4 separate regions of the Homo sapiens genome follow, and all the other regions are linked to region 1. Evidence: chromatin contacts called from ENCODE Hi-C or POLR2A ChIA-PET data. All regions are on one chromosome and are shown on one strand. Each heading gives the region's core, a stretch centred on a gene start or an enhancer-like site at or near the end of the contact. The rest is flanking DNA. Distances are from core to core; before and after follow the strand shown. Region 1 holds the start of NKTR (natural killer cell triggering receptor). Region 2 holds the start of TCAIM (T cell activation inhibitor, mitochondrial). Region 3 holds the start of ANO10 (anoctamin 10). Region 4 holds the start of CTNNB1 (catenin beta 1).

Region 1 (3,403 bases), core at 639-3,138:
GTTCTGTGGACGGATGGGAGGTACTGAGGGTTGTACAACCGTGTGAAATACAGTTAATGCCAGCGAACTGTACACTTAAAAATGGTTAAAATGGCAACTTTCACATAATGTGTATATATATCTATAGATCTATAGATATCTAGATATCTGTAGATCTATAGATCTATAGATAGATTTTTTTTGTTTGAGACGGAGTCTCGCTCTGTCACCCAGGCTGGAATGCAGTGGACCGATCTCGGCTCACTGCAAGCTCTGCCTCCCAGGTTCACGCCATTCTTCTGCCTCAGCCTCCCGAGTAGCTGGGACTACGGGCGACCGCCACCACGCCCGGCTAATTTTTTGTATTTTTAGTAGAGAAAGGGTTTCACCGTGTTAGCCAGGATGGTCTCGATCTCCTGACCTCGTGATCCGCCTGCCTCGGCCTCCCAAAGTGCTGGGATTACAGGCATGAGCCACCACGCCCGCCCATGTAATGTGTATTTTATAGTTTAAAAAAAAAACTTATAAAATAGTGTGGTACTCAGACACAGATCATTGGAACAAAAATCCAGAAACAGACCCACACATATATGGTCACAAGGCGAAGGTAATTCAATGTATAAGAGTCTTTTCAGGCCGGGCGCGGTGGCTCACGCCTGTAATCCCAGCACTTTGGGAGGCCGAGGCGGGCGGATCACGAGGTCAGGAGATCGAGACCATCCCGGCTAAAACGGTGAAACCCCGTCTCTACTAAAAATACAAAAAATTAGCCGGGCGTAGTGGCGGGCGCCTGTAGTCCCAGCTACTTGGGAGGCTGAGGCAGGAGAATGGCGTGAACCCGGGAGGCGGAGCTTGCAGTGAGCCGAGATCCCGCCACTGCACTCCAGCCTGGGCGACAGAGCGAGACTCCGTCTCAAAAAAAAAAAAAAGAGTCTTTTCAACAAACGGTAATGGAACGACTGTATATCCCAATAGGAAAATGTTGACACTTACTTGACAACATAAGCAAAAATTAATGATATTAGATCATATCATAGACTTACACGTTAAAGACTATGTAAAACATATATGAGAACACAGAATATCTTCAAGAACTTGAGGTAGGCAGAGATTTCCTAGCACAGGAAAAGCACAAACCATTAAAATATAAAACTGACCAATTGACTTAATCAGAATTAAAAACTTCTTTGCCAAAAACGTCAAAACAATGAAACGACAGGCCCAGATTGGGAAAAAGACTTCGCAATCATTTATGTAACAAAAGATTTTCATTCAGAGCATACATATATCTAACAAAACATTTGTATCCAGAACTGTTAAACACGAAGGACCAGATTTAAAAACGGGCAGAAGACTGGAACTGAAACTTCACAAAAGATGCAGAATGGTCAGTAAGCACAGGACAAAAACGGTGCCAGTGACGCTGGTGCCAAAGCGGGAAGGAACGCATTCTTCAGCCTAAAAGACCTAACAGTAGGACACGGACATAACCACTCCCGGCCAAAAAGAACACAGAGCAACACAACGTCTTGGCTAACGAAAACTCAAAGCCTCAATTCACTCAGTTCCTTCACAGCGCTCGGAAACAGAGAAGTCTCGCGGTATCGGAAAATGCGCGGCGCTCACAGCCACACCTGACGAGATGGAGGGCGCAGGCGCATCCACGGCTTTCAGATTGGGCGACTGACTTCAAAGGGGGGGGCAAACAGGGAACGCGCAGGTATAGGAGCGCTGGCTGGAGGCTCCTCGAGAGCTCCCCAGACACGCCCCCGTGCGTACGCCCCCGTGCGTACGCCCCCGCTGCCGCCACCTTCGGTTGACCACCCCCATCTAGACTGTACTCTCGCGGTATTTGTCCCGACTCTCGCGGGGTTTAGCGTGGCATTGGGAGGCCCGGCCTGGGGGAGGAGACGGCGTTCCGTTAGCGGCGTTGGGGTTTGGCTGCAGTGGCAGTGCTTTCTCTTCTGCTCACGGGGACCCGCTCAGGCTGGAGGCCAGCCAGGTGAAGAGCTCGCCCGCATGCGTGCGCGCTGCGTGGGAGCCGCGAGGCCCGGGGCGGGAGGGGGCCTCGTCTTGGCCTCCTGCGCTGTCGCGACGGGCCGGCGTGAGGCACCGTGGCGCGGACTTCGTCTCAGCCCCGCCCTCGCCCCTGCCCTCGCCCCCGCCCTCGCCCCTGCCCTGACCGCTTTTCTCCCCCTCTCTCCCAGCTCTTGCCGCCACCTCGGTCGCGATGGGGGCGCAGGACCGGCCGCAGTGCCACTTCGACATCGAGATCAACCGGGAGCCGGGTGAGCTGGAAACTGGGGAGCGCTGCTGGGGCCGAGGCCTGCCTTGGCGAAGGGGAGGGGTCTACCCTCAGCAACCCTCCCCCGGCCTTTTTGGGAGCGGGTAGGAGGCGCAGGCAACTTTCCGTTTTCTCTTGAGAGAAAATCAGTGGGAGAGGAAGGTGGCCTGGGCACACCCCTAACTCGCAGTCCGGGCCTCTTCCTGCCAAACCCCACACACCCCGCTGCATCTCCGGACTGAGTCCTCGTAGCCAGCCTGGCGCCAAGAAAAGGAGGTGCAGTTCTTTGAGGACTTTTTCTCTCCCAGTGTCTCCGTGAGGCAGACACTCCCGATCCGATTTCCGGTTATCTTGCTTGGTGCTATGAAGTTTCAACTAGTAGGAAATATTGTGTGTTTCCTAATCACGATATATCACTAATATGTTAATTTTGCCTCTATTTTTCCTTAAGAATCTTTAGCTAGAATTTCGTGGTTCCTGGGAAAATGGCTTAGTGAAGATCTTTTGTGATAAACCAGAGCATTTTGTACCAGCAGAATTGCAGCATGCATGCACTTAGCATTAATGTTTGTCTTTAGGGAATCCAGACATTTGTTAGTGTATTTTTTTTAAATGAAACATTTCCTTCTAAAGCATAGTTATTTCATTCTAAGTAGCAGAGCGTGCAGGGTTTCAAACTGTTTTCTTAGCTTTTTTTGTTATCCGTGACAAAAGTTTTAATTGGAGACATATATATATGTGTTGTCTTTGTGCAACATCTTGTTCTGCATATTCTTATGAGAGCCTGCTACTGTTCTAGGGTCTGGAGATAGAGCAGCGCATAAAACAAAGGCCTCTTCCTTTTATAGTTTATATTCTATTGGGGGGAAGACGGACAACTAGGAAAAAAATAACAGTGACTTGTAGTTGGGATACTATTTTAATAAGTTGGTCAGACAAGGCCATTTTGAGAAGATGAGATTTAAGCAGGTATCAGAAGGAGATGAAGTGAGCCGTATTTAAGAAGAGCATTCGTGGTAGAGGGAAACAGCACAGCCCTGAGGTGAGGAGTAGTATACAGTCAGGCGCCAAATGACATTTCTATCTTTAACAATGGTCTTATATATAATACCTTTTTTTGGTAACTTTTTAATGTTTAGC
Region 2 (3,178 bases), core at 437-2,936, 1.7 Mb after region 1:
TATAATCTTCTCTTCCCCTGTCTCTGTTTGGGCTGGCATTGGCAGCGTGGTATTGCCAATTGGGTTCTGTGTTGGGGACAGCTTCTGCCCTGGCTCTATTATTAGGATTGCCAACATGAGTTTCGTCTGCCCAAACTCGAGCTAAAGACCGTGATTTTTTCTTCGTGGGAACAGCAAATAGTTAATACCACAAATGTGTCTTGCCAGGTTAAATCAAAGGCAATAAAGCCCGAAATTCTTGAATGAACTTAGAGGGATCCTGGCTAAATGAACCCAACTTGGATTGAATTTGCCAAAGTTCAGACAATGGAAAAGGGACATGAACTCAAATTGTTCCCAAATCTCCGTTTGCCACCTTGTGGAGAGGCATAACACTTGGGGGATTTTCTGAGGACTTTGTACTAGTGGCATATGTAACTCCTGTGCAAGTATGTGAGGGTAATAAAGTATCTGGATGGTAGGGGACAGGGGTTGATTGGGGCATGGAGCAGATGGCAAGGGGTGCACAATGAGTTTTGACATGCGTGCATTACGGAGATGCATAGAAATTCTAGTTACTTTTAAATTTGGAGGGAAGAAGTCTGGTACCAGATGCTGGCTTTAGGTAACAGGGAAGTCTAGTTACCTCTAAATTCCTCAGGTAAGGAGTTTCTGCCTAAGGATGGTCGGCTTCATGGCCACCAGGTGATCTTTGCTTTCAATTCTATTGGCTTGATTTCATCTGTGGCAGTTTCTGGGGGGAATCAAAATTATAGGAACAAAATAAAACTAACAGTAAAACTTTCATGCTGACTGGGGAATGCTTAACGTTTAAAAATAGGTGCTGAAGGGTCCAAAGCAAACAACACAAGCCGGAAAAGAAATGTTTAAAAGTTAGCTATATTTATACAAGGAAAACCAAAAGAAATACTTAAATGAGACTTTTAAAATTCGAGGCTCTCCACTGAGACTTGTTCCCTGGCGCCAGCTCCGGGAGTTCCGCAGAGCCTCGCCCCCTGCCAGGGCGCCCGGGGCGAAGGACCGCACGGCGCATGCGCGCCTCCTCCAGCAGTCCCTTTCCCCTTCTTCCCCAAGATCCAGCGCGTGCTCGGTTGCCCTTCTCCGTTCCTTGCAGGCCCTTGGGTCAGGACCCACCACCTGCCGGACCATCATTTTCCGAGTCCCTCCGGCCTAGTCGGAGTGCTCGCTCGCGCCTCCTAAAGCTCTCAGCCGAGCGCGCCGAGACCCCTCAGGGCGGCCGGTAAGAAGGCGGAGGGGCGGGGGCTCAAAGCGCGCGGCGAAGGTGCAGCAGTTACCAGGGTGCTGACGTCAGCTAGAGGCAGGGCACCGCGGAAGGTTGAATCCACGCCCTGGCTGTGCGCAGGCGCCGTAGGGGGAAGGCCTGGCACGCTCCAGCCAACCAGGGCGTCACCTGCAGCTCGTCCCCCTGCCCGGGCTTGCCTCGAGCGCCCTGCCGCCGCCGGAGCGGGGAGGGTGTTGGGGGCAGGTGGAGCCGGGAGGGCCCAGCTGAGAATTCAGGGTTGGGGGCTCAGAGGGCACTGCGGCTAGGAGCCCGTCAAAGCCTGTCGCCCACCGGGGCGAGGGCAGGTGGGAGCGCCTGGCCGTGCGTCGCGCGCTGGTTGGCCAGCTGACGCCCCAGTGCGCATGCGCGTCCGAACAGCCCTGCGGGCGGAGCGACTGTCCTCCCTTCTGGTGTACTGGGTGGGAGGTGGAACTAGTCGGACAAAGCCCTCGCGTCGGACCCTTGCCAGAACTGTAAGGAGCAAGAGGGGAGGGGCTCCGGTGGTGCATTCATGCTCCTCTAGGGGGGAAGCGGGGTCGGAGGGGAGTGCTCAGAGCCACCTTAGCGCAAAGTGCTAACTTTTGAATTGAGGCAGTGCCAGGGGACGCAGTATCCGCATCGCATCTACATTTTAACTCGCTGTGAAATGAGAACGCAAAGACGATTTAGGTTTTATTGTTTCCGACTTATATTTTTCCGAGGTCTTTGATTTACGGGAAATTGTTACGTACTAAATCTCATATAGCGAGATTTAGAAAAGGAAGCTACAGAATCTAGGCTAATGTATCTAATAGCATTTCCTGCTTTTGCTCTTTTTCTTTGCCTTTTTCCCCTACTCTAAGAAGTTCATATTCAACTGAAAAGCCATGAAAATTACCGCTTTTGTCCCTCCTTGATATAACAAACTGCTTTCAGAAACCGTACAAGATAGTCACTAAGGGAAGTCACAGTTCAAATGAGAGTGGCATGATATTAATTTTGTTAAAATAAATTACTTTCAAATAAAAGTTGTGCCAAATGGTCAAAGCTCAATCCTGAGAGCTCTATTTGGCACACACTCGGTGTTAGTTGAAAGTAAGCAAAACAAAACCGTTTTTCGTGTACTCTTCCATAATTTGGATTTTTCACTGATTTAGGTATCTTTCCACCAAATTTGGTTTGAAACTGCACAGATTTAATGCCTCACTTAGAACAGATTTTAGGTAAAATTAGAAATTTTCACTTTATGAAACAGAAACTAATATCACTGTTAAGTAGATTAAAGTAGTCATTTACAATGGTTTGTAAATAAATTTTATCCTTCCCGGTCCTCTGCCCTCTTCCAGGAAAGGCACCATTTCCTTAGAGAAGACCTTCCTGAGCTCTCCCCGCCCCATTCCAAGTGTTGCGTCTGGGAGTTTCTCATATTCTGTGCATGTTTGTATTATTGCATTTACTGCGTTGTTTTATACTTATCTGCTTGTGTCTGTTTTTACACTCCCCCCTCCCTCTAAAAGTCTTTTGAGTATTAGAATTGTCTTAATAATTTTCTAGTCCCAATGCTTTACGCAGGACCTGGCCCATAAGTGGTGATGAATGGGTGAGTTAAAGACTCGGTATGCCTCCCAAGTGTGATAAGACAGTGCAACCTCTTCAGTTATTTTATAGCATTTTCCAAGTGGAAGTATAGTGGGCTAAGTGCAGTATGGACAGGAACCACCTATGTAAGAATTTATCTGAAGACGAGAAGCCTGCGGTTGATGTGGATGTCCCAGACTTTTGGAGCTAGTGTCTGAATGAGAGCACCCAACTCTACTCTGAAGCAATGTGTCTTCAGTCAGCTGATAGTAATTTGATTTTCTGTGTAGCTAGTCCTGAAAGAGGAAGAACATTAGATCTGAATCTTCTAGTTGTCTT
Region 3 (3,640 bases), core at 224-2,723, 1.0 Mb after region 1:
GAGGCCGAGGTGGGAGGATTACCTGAGGTCAGGAGTTCAAGACCAGCCTGGCCAACATGGTGGAACCCCATCTCTACTAAAAACACAAAAATTAGCCGGGCATGGTGGCAGGCGCCTATAATCCCAGCTACTCGGGAGAATCGCTTGAACCCGAGAGGCGGAGGTTGCAGTGAGCAGACATTGTGCCACTGCACTCCAGCCTGAGCGACAGAGCAAGACTCCGTCTCAAAAAAAACAAAAAGAAAAAAGTTTCAGTGGGTTTAAGTGCATTTACACACTTCAATTTATCAAGACTTTTCTATGCCCTTCCATTATTTTAGATCTTTCAAATTTCATTCATCTGCAACTCTACGATTCTTTCAGCAACAGCTGTTCAGAACAGATGATTTACTTTCCATAGCGAATTTTAAACTGTTTATCATGCAGAATGGGCCCTTAGAAAACATCTAGTCCTCTAGATTTGTATGACTTTAAATTAAAAGTAGACACTACAAAGTGGATTTAACCGCTTTAAACCCCACAGGATTAGATTTAAACTCCGCAGGATTTAAGGCAATATGATACAACTGTGTCTTGAGTCTGAATAAACCTCAGCTGCACTTTTTAAGTCTGGGATCTCCATACACCGTCCTGCTGGAATATAAGGTTTTACAGAAGGCAGCGCACACCAATGCTGGTGCTGTGAAGGCACCCACAAAATCAGACGCTGCCTATAGGGGAGAACCCCATTCCATCCACGTTTCTCAGGTGTCCCAGGCACTAGCCAGACAGGTATCTATTATTTAAACTGTACAGTATGTCCCAGTCAAAAGCCTGGAAACTCAGTCACCTCGATGTGAGCATTATCCTGCAAGCCCGCTCCGGCCAAACCTGCTTGGAGACAGCCTAGTCCGCCCTGATCCCCGGACTGCCCGGGAAGCAAGAACCCCGGGACCCGCGAGCTGACCCTTCTAAAAACCACCCTTCACTCCGCTCCGCCGACCACCCCACTCACTGCCTCCTTCCCCAAAGCGCTGAGGCCCCCAACATCCTCCATCCTGACTTCACCAGCCCCAAATTTCCGCCTCACCGCCTTTCTCTCAGGACTCAAACCCTCGCCCCAGACCCATAATCCCCTCCACAAACCTCTCCCCTCCCCTGCGACCGCCGCTCCCCGCAACACCTTCACTCGTCCCTGCCCCCACAGCCCCCGCGCCCATCCTGGTCCCACTTCCCATCCCCAGGGGTGCTGGCACCGGGAGGCGGCCCGGGAACGCAGGGCGGCGACCAGGCGGAGCTCCTGGAGCCTGCAGCGGCCGGGGCTCTGTGGCTGCAAGGGGCCGGGCTCTGCTGCGGACAGCTGGGGGGTCCGAGGTGCCCTCCCCGACTCACCAGCCGCCGCAGCGCTCCACGTCTTCGGAGGCGGGTCCGAGAGCCGGCGAGAACCGGAGGCCGGGCGAAAGAGTGCTCGGTGCGGGGGGCGGGCCAGGCCAGTGGGGCGGGCGCCGCCGAGCGCTGGGCGTGGCGGACGCGGCGGGGCCTAGATGCGGTCACACGCAGGGGGGCGGGGCCGCGGCGGGAGAGGCGGGGCCTCACTGGGCGGTAGCTCCGGGAGGGGCGGAACTGCGGTGGGAGGGGCGGGGCCTCACTGGGCGATCGTAGTGGACGAGAACCTAGACTGGAACCGGTCCGAAGAAAAAAAGGCAGCCCTCATTGGGCTGTCGCCTGGAACAGGAGACCAGGCCGGGAGAAAGGGAGGGGCGTGCCTAACGTACTGTACCACCCATCGAAATCCGGACGGCAGCGGGAGAGGCGCGGCCGAGAAGGCAGAGGCCTGGTTGGGCTGTCACTCCGAGCCGGGGCGGCATGTGGCTGGGCTCTCCAACCGCGAGCGGTCGGGGCAGGGGAAAGGAATACGCCCCTTCACATTTCCCTCTTCCATCTCTTAAAGACCAGAACCTAATTTTCTGGTCACTTTCAGGTATAAGAACAAGTCTCATTTTAACTGTAGCTCACTTTCAAGTTGTGAAAAACGCAGATCCTTTTATAATTAAAACCTAACATCCAACCACAGCCAAATCCCAAAACCCTTGCTCCTCCTAGAAATCGCCAGACACCTTTCCACCTCCAGGCTCAGAGTCTGCCCCAGCCATTCCTTCTGCCCAGAAAGCTCTTCCCTCGGTTGGCTGCTTGGCTCACTTCCTCACCTCCCTCAGTGTTTGCTGGGCTCTCACTTTCTCCCTGAGGCCCTTTCTGACCATCCTACTTAATACCTGTTCTCATCTGCTCCTCACCCCACCATTTCCTTACCTGCTCTCCTATTTCTTCTGTCCACCACACTTTTTGACTTTTTGTTGTTGTTGTTTTGAGATAGAGCCTCGCAATGTCACCCAGGCTGGAGTGCAGTGGCGCAGTCTCGGCTCACTGCAACCTCCGCCTCCCGGGTTCAAGCGATTCTCCTGCCTCAGCCTCCTGAGTAGCTGGGATTACAGGCGCGCACCATCATGCCCAGCTAATTTTTGTATTTTTTGTAGAGACAGGGTTTCACTATGTTGGCCAGGCTGGTCTAGAACTCCTGACCTCAGGTGATCCGCCTGCCTCGGTTTCCCAAAGTGCTGGGATTACAGGCGTGAGCCACCGCGCCCTGCCGGCTTTAAGTGTTTTTAGTTACCCAGGGTCTACCACAGTCTGAAAATAGGTGAGGCCAGAACAATAAGATATTTGGAGAGAGAGAGAGAGACCATATTCACCTTTTATTACAGTCTATTTTTATAATTGTTCTATTTTATTATTATTCATTGTTGTTAATCCCTTACTGTACCTAATTTATAAATGAAACTTTATCATAGTATGTATGTATGTGTAGGAAAAAACATAGTATACATAGAGTTTTATACTATCCTCAGTTTCAAGCATCCACTGTGGATCTTGGAATGTATCTCCCACAGATAATGGAGGATTACCAGCCCCAATGTTTAGAACAGTGTTAGGTCCATAGCAGACAAGCAATAATTCTGAAATGAAAAATTTAAAAAATGAATGAACACTTTCTGCCTCCATACATCCAGCTTTGGCCAGATCAATGCCTCAACAAACTGCAGTGCGGAGAAGGCTGGTCTGTTCTTTACTCCCCACCCTTCTCTGGGTCTTCCAGGTTCCAGGCAGGAGGCAGGGAAACTAAAAGAAAGGAGCAGAAGACTCGTTACTTGGTAGGAGCAGTTTGTCATTCTTTCTAGTCCTCCGATGCTATCATGGCAGCTCACAACATTATTAACCAGTTTTTGTGCAGCTATCTTTTTGTAGGTCCTGTGTGGTTATGTTCAGAAGTTCTCTCTTTCTTCTGAAAATCAGGACAAATTATTTATGAACTTCAATAAGTTTAGACATGAATTACTCCTTAGACTTTTGTTTTTAAATTGTACTCTTCTTATCTTCTCATCCTAGAACGCACGGCCATCCTCCATATAATTTCATTTTCTTATATTTATGTGGCTGGAGGAATTAGGAAGAAAAATGAATGGAAATATAAAAGTCATTTTCTCTTGTATAATCTTATTTCATCTCCACAATTAACAAATTAAAACTTTCTGTTAAGTATAGCAAATTGTTGGACAGCATAAATGGCAAACCTGAGTTAATGACATAGATCCCTATATAGTAG
Region 4 (3,283 bases), core at 442-2,941, 1.4 Mb before region 1:
AACACGGTTTTGATGAAATACCTTTTTCGGTTCAATCTTTTTGAATTGTGACCACAACCAATAGCTACACTTAGATTCTACAGAATTAGTAGGAAAGATACAAATGAGAAGGTCTTTCTAGACAATGGATCTCACTGAACATCATCTTAGTGTGTAGACTTTTTCCACTGCAGTGGCCCACATGTGCTATGGTGACAGACGGCAGTTGGCATTACCACTTATATAGTAAAATATCTTTAAGACAAAAATAAAAGTTATTTAAAGAATACGCTGGCCCTGAAACATGAGCTGTGCCTTAAACTACATATCCTACCTCCATGAGTGAATGAATAAGTGGGTTTTCCGCCTGCATCTATGTGTTAAGACCTATTGTTTGCTTGTATTAATTGTAGTCCTGGGATAAAAGCACAGAGGTAACTTTCACTGCTGCTTTTTGTACTCTCTCCAATGTTTTGGAGGAAAAATAAGCACAAACAATAGCCTAGAGAAACTGAATCGATCATACTTGTTGCAGCTTCGACAAACGTCAATTTTGCTGCATTAGAATGGGAAACATTTTTCAGTCTATTGAAATGAATTACAAACGTTTTTAAATAGAAAATTAGTTAAAAAATTGGAGGCTGCTTAATCGATAGCTTTCTCTATAAACATACTTGGATTTCACAAATAAGTAATACCGTAAAAATCTTCTTCTCCAAAGAAAAATCCCCACAAATAAATCTATTGATACCTAGTGACAAGTGGAACCAGATAAAAATGGAATCTATAAGAATTAACCTAATTGACAGCGCTCTGGAGCTAATCCATTTCCATTAGTTATTTGTTCACAGTAGGTACTCCTAAGGACTTGTTGAATTGCGGGCTTGGCGCCCGTTCTACGGAGAGTTCACAGCCTTCGTGAGTGGGGACAGAAGGCGGCTCGGCCCGGTGATTCAGGTCGAAATTCAAGCTGAACAGCCTGCTGAGAGGTGGGATCCACCATCCGGACAGTGGGGGGCTTTGGGGGTGCTGTGAGACTGGGCTGCGACCCAGGTCCAGCAGGGAGTGTGCGGCACAGACCACAAGGTCGGCGAGGCCCCCTAACCCGCGCCCGGCCGGGAACCCGCAGACCAGCGACGGGGCAGCTGCGGGGCCAGGAGCGCCCCAAGACGGGCGGGCGCTGAACCCGAGCCCCTGCCGCCGCCCTGGCCCCGAACTTCCGCCCTCCCAGGACCTGTCCCGGCCGCCCCGAGCGGTACTCGAAGGCCGGGGCCGAGATGCCACCTTCCGCAGGCCGCGGGAAAGGCGCGCCGAGTCCTGCAGCTGCTCTCCCGGTTCGGGAAACGCGCGGGGCGGGGGCGTCGGGCTTGGGACAGGGGAGGATACCAGGGCCACCTTCCCCAACCCAGGCCGCGGGGGCCCGGCCTCCCCGATGCAGACCACAGCGCCCTCACGGGCTGCCCTCAGGCCGCGCAGCGGGCAGCCGCCAGCCGTCACCCCGGGGAGCGTCCGTGGGGTGCCCAGGCACCCCACCCCGGCCCGGGGCGCTCAGACGGCAGCAGACTGCTGGGCGGCGCGGGGACTACTTTCCACCGCCCCCTCGCGCCCCGCCCCTTGTCCTCGCGCGGCGGAACGCTCCGCGCTGCGCCGGTGGCGGCAGGATACAGCGGCTTCTGCGCGACTTATAAGAGCTCCTTGTGCGGCGCCATTTTAAGCCTCTCGGTCTGTGGCAGCAGCGTTGGCCCGGCCCCGGGAGCGGAGAGCGAGGGGAGGCGGAGACGGAGGAAGGTCTGAGGAGCAGCTTCAGTCCCCGCCGAGCCGCCACCGCAGGTCGAGGACGGTCGGACTCCCGCGGCGGGAGGAGCCTGTTCCCCTGAGGTGCTTGGGCGCTCCTTTCCTTATCCTTCCGGGGCTGCTCCCGCTTCCTCTCGGAGCCAAACTTCGTAGCAGGCGCGCGGTCCGGGCGGCGGGCTGGGCGCAGCCGGGAGGCCTGGGGTTGGGAGCGGGGAGCTCAGGTGGGGGACGGTGAGGGTGGGCCGCGCCCGGGGCGCGGAGGGCGGCGGCCGGGCCCGGGTTCCGGTCGCGCTGCCTCTCTGGGGCCCTGGGGGCATCGCTTGCGGGGAGGGGGCGCCGCGGGGGCGCGTACAGGAGCCCGGATGGCAGGCGGGGTGGGGGTGGGGGTGGGGGTCTGTGGTTTCCGTCCGGGGCTCTGGCCTTGGCCGAGTTTGGGGGAGGGACCCGGTGCCTCGGGATGCGCCGGGCCCTGGGTGGGGGGCGGGGTGGGGACGGGGGGCTCCGCCTTCTCAGCTCTTGCGGCGAGTTGGGGTTCGGGCGCTGAGGCAGAGACGCCACCCTAAGTCCCATCAGTCCTGGGGATCGGACCAGTGGACTTTCTCTTAAGATTTCCTCTTTCATTCTTAAGAATAGAAGTGTTATTATTTTTTTTAATGCCCTGGCTATGTGAGTTTGAATCGAAGCAACTTTAAACCTTAGAGCAACTAAACTCTAAGTGCAGCGGGTGCGATGCGTCAGTAGGGTGAGCACATAAAAAATCCATGTCTTGCACCTGTATTTTAGCGTACTATGCAGGTGAGTGAAAGCAGTGGATAATGTACTGGGAGTCTTATGGATTTATGGTAGTGGGTATGAGACCCTGGTGAAATAAGGGGGTGGAGGAAGGCGAAGGTGATGGCTTACTGTTTCTTACCAAGTGAACTGCAGGATTCAGCCTCTGACTCAGACCGCTTCGAGAATTTTGTTCGTAGAAATAATTTAAATTTATTCAAATAGTTTGATGGCAGCTAAAATTGAATTATAGAGCACGTTTTCTTTTCAGCGGAGTGAATTTTTCCTTCGCTCCAAAGCTGGCCAAATGGAATTCAAGCATTGCAACTTCTTTCAGTGTTTTGTCTGGAGAGAGGACTTTGAACCGAGACTTTTCGAAGTTAAGTTCCTATAGCCTGCTTCTGAATCTGCCAAGCTTGAAAGCTTTGGCAGTTGGGTGTATGTAGTTGTTGCCTTCGTTCTCTTCCCTTTTGGAGGGAGCGTTGTCTCCTACTTTGTATCTTCCAGACATCTGTGGTCTTCCCCCCACCCCTCGAGTTTGTGAGTGGTGAATGAAGAAAGACTAGGCTGCTGGTATGCAGAGGTCGGCAAAAGGAAATCGAGGAGTGGTTTTAGTGAAATGAGAGCTTTGTATCATGAATAATGGTGGCTTAGGCTAGACATCAACTTGAAGAGACGGCAGCATTTCCTTTCATAAAGTCTAGGCTAATGTTTTTCAGATCGCTAAGTTGTAGTTTGT

The links. A loop is a pair of places that touch in the nucleus more often than their neighbours do. ChIA-PET counts read pairs that join two places held with the same protein, here RNA polymerase II (POLR2A). Pooled maps may share reads with other maps.
Region 2: a loop to region 1 is called in a map of naive thymus-derived CD4-positive, alpha-beta T cell, with 7 times the contacts of the local background. The contact joins the promoter of TCAIM here to the promoter of NKTR in region 1. A Hi-C loop is called at or near these places in 1 of 168 maps with a recorded cell type or tissue (naive thymus-derived CD4-positive, alpha-beta T cell), 2 of 37 single-sample maps with no recorded cell type and 9 of 50 pooled maps.
Region 3: a loop to region 1 is called in a map of CD14-positive monocyte, with 7 times the contacts of the local background. The contact joins the promoter of ANO10 here to the promoter of NKTR in region 1. A Hi-C loop is called at or near these places in 3 of 168 maps with a recorded cell type or tissue (CD14-positive monocyte, CD4-positive, alpha-beta T cell and CD8-positive, alpha-beta T cell), 4 of 37 single-sample maps with no recorded cell type and 15 of 50 pooled maps.
Region 4: a map of naive thymus-derived CD4-positive, alpha-beta T cell shows a loop between it and region 1 (18-fold over the local background). The contact joins the promoter of CTNNB1 here to the promoter of NKTR in region 1. A Hi-C loop is called at or near these places in 1 of 168 maps with a recorded cell type or tissue (naive thymus-derived CD4-positive, alpha-beta T cell) and 8 of 50 pooled maps. POLR2A ChIA-PET finds 5 or more read pairs at or near these places in 2 of 52 experiments (HEK293 and HEK293T).

Annotation. Positions count from the first base shown.
Region 1 is chr3:42,598,798-42,602,200 of GRCh38, forward strand. NKTR (natural killer cell triggering receptor) reads left to right here and starts at 1,889. Exons shown (of 17, transcript NM_005385.4): 1 at 1,889-1,981; 2 at 2,187-2,267. The coding sequence starts at 2,210. It also overlaps a transcript of SEC22C not described here. RefSeq lists a silencer at 1,983-2,192.
Region 2 is chr3:44,337,080-44,340,257 of GRCh38, forward strand. TCAIM (T cell activation inhibitor, mitochondrial) reads left to right here and starts at 1,687. Exons shown (of 11, transcript NM_173826.4): 1 at 1,687-1,755. LOC105377055 (a long non-coding RNA gene) reads right to left here and starts at 1,039. Exons shown (of 4, transcript XR_940782.4): 1 at 626-1,039. RefSeq lists enhancers at 700-1,353, 1,038-1,207 and a silencer at 1,348-1,737.
Region 3 is chr3:43,620,538-43,624,177 of GRCh38, forward strand. ANO10 (anoctamin 10) reads right to left here and starts at 1,474. Exons shown (of 13, transcript NM_018075.5): 1 at 1,372-1,474. RefSeq lists a silencer at 1,188-1,687 and enhancers at 1,743-2,395, 2,396-3,048.
Region 4 is chr3:41,197,814-41,201,096 of GRCh38, forward strand. It overlaps CTNNB1 (catenin beta 1), which reads left to right and starts at 1,692. Exons shown (of 15, transcript NM_001904.4): 1 at 1,692-1,857. RefSeq lists silencers at 1,093-1,552, 1,983-2,102 and enhancers at 1,395-2,341, 1,683-1,742, 2,453-2,562.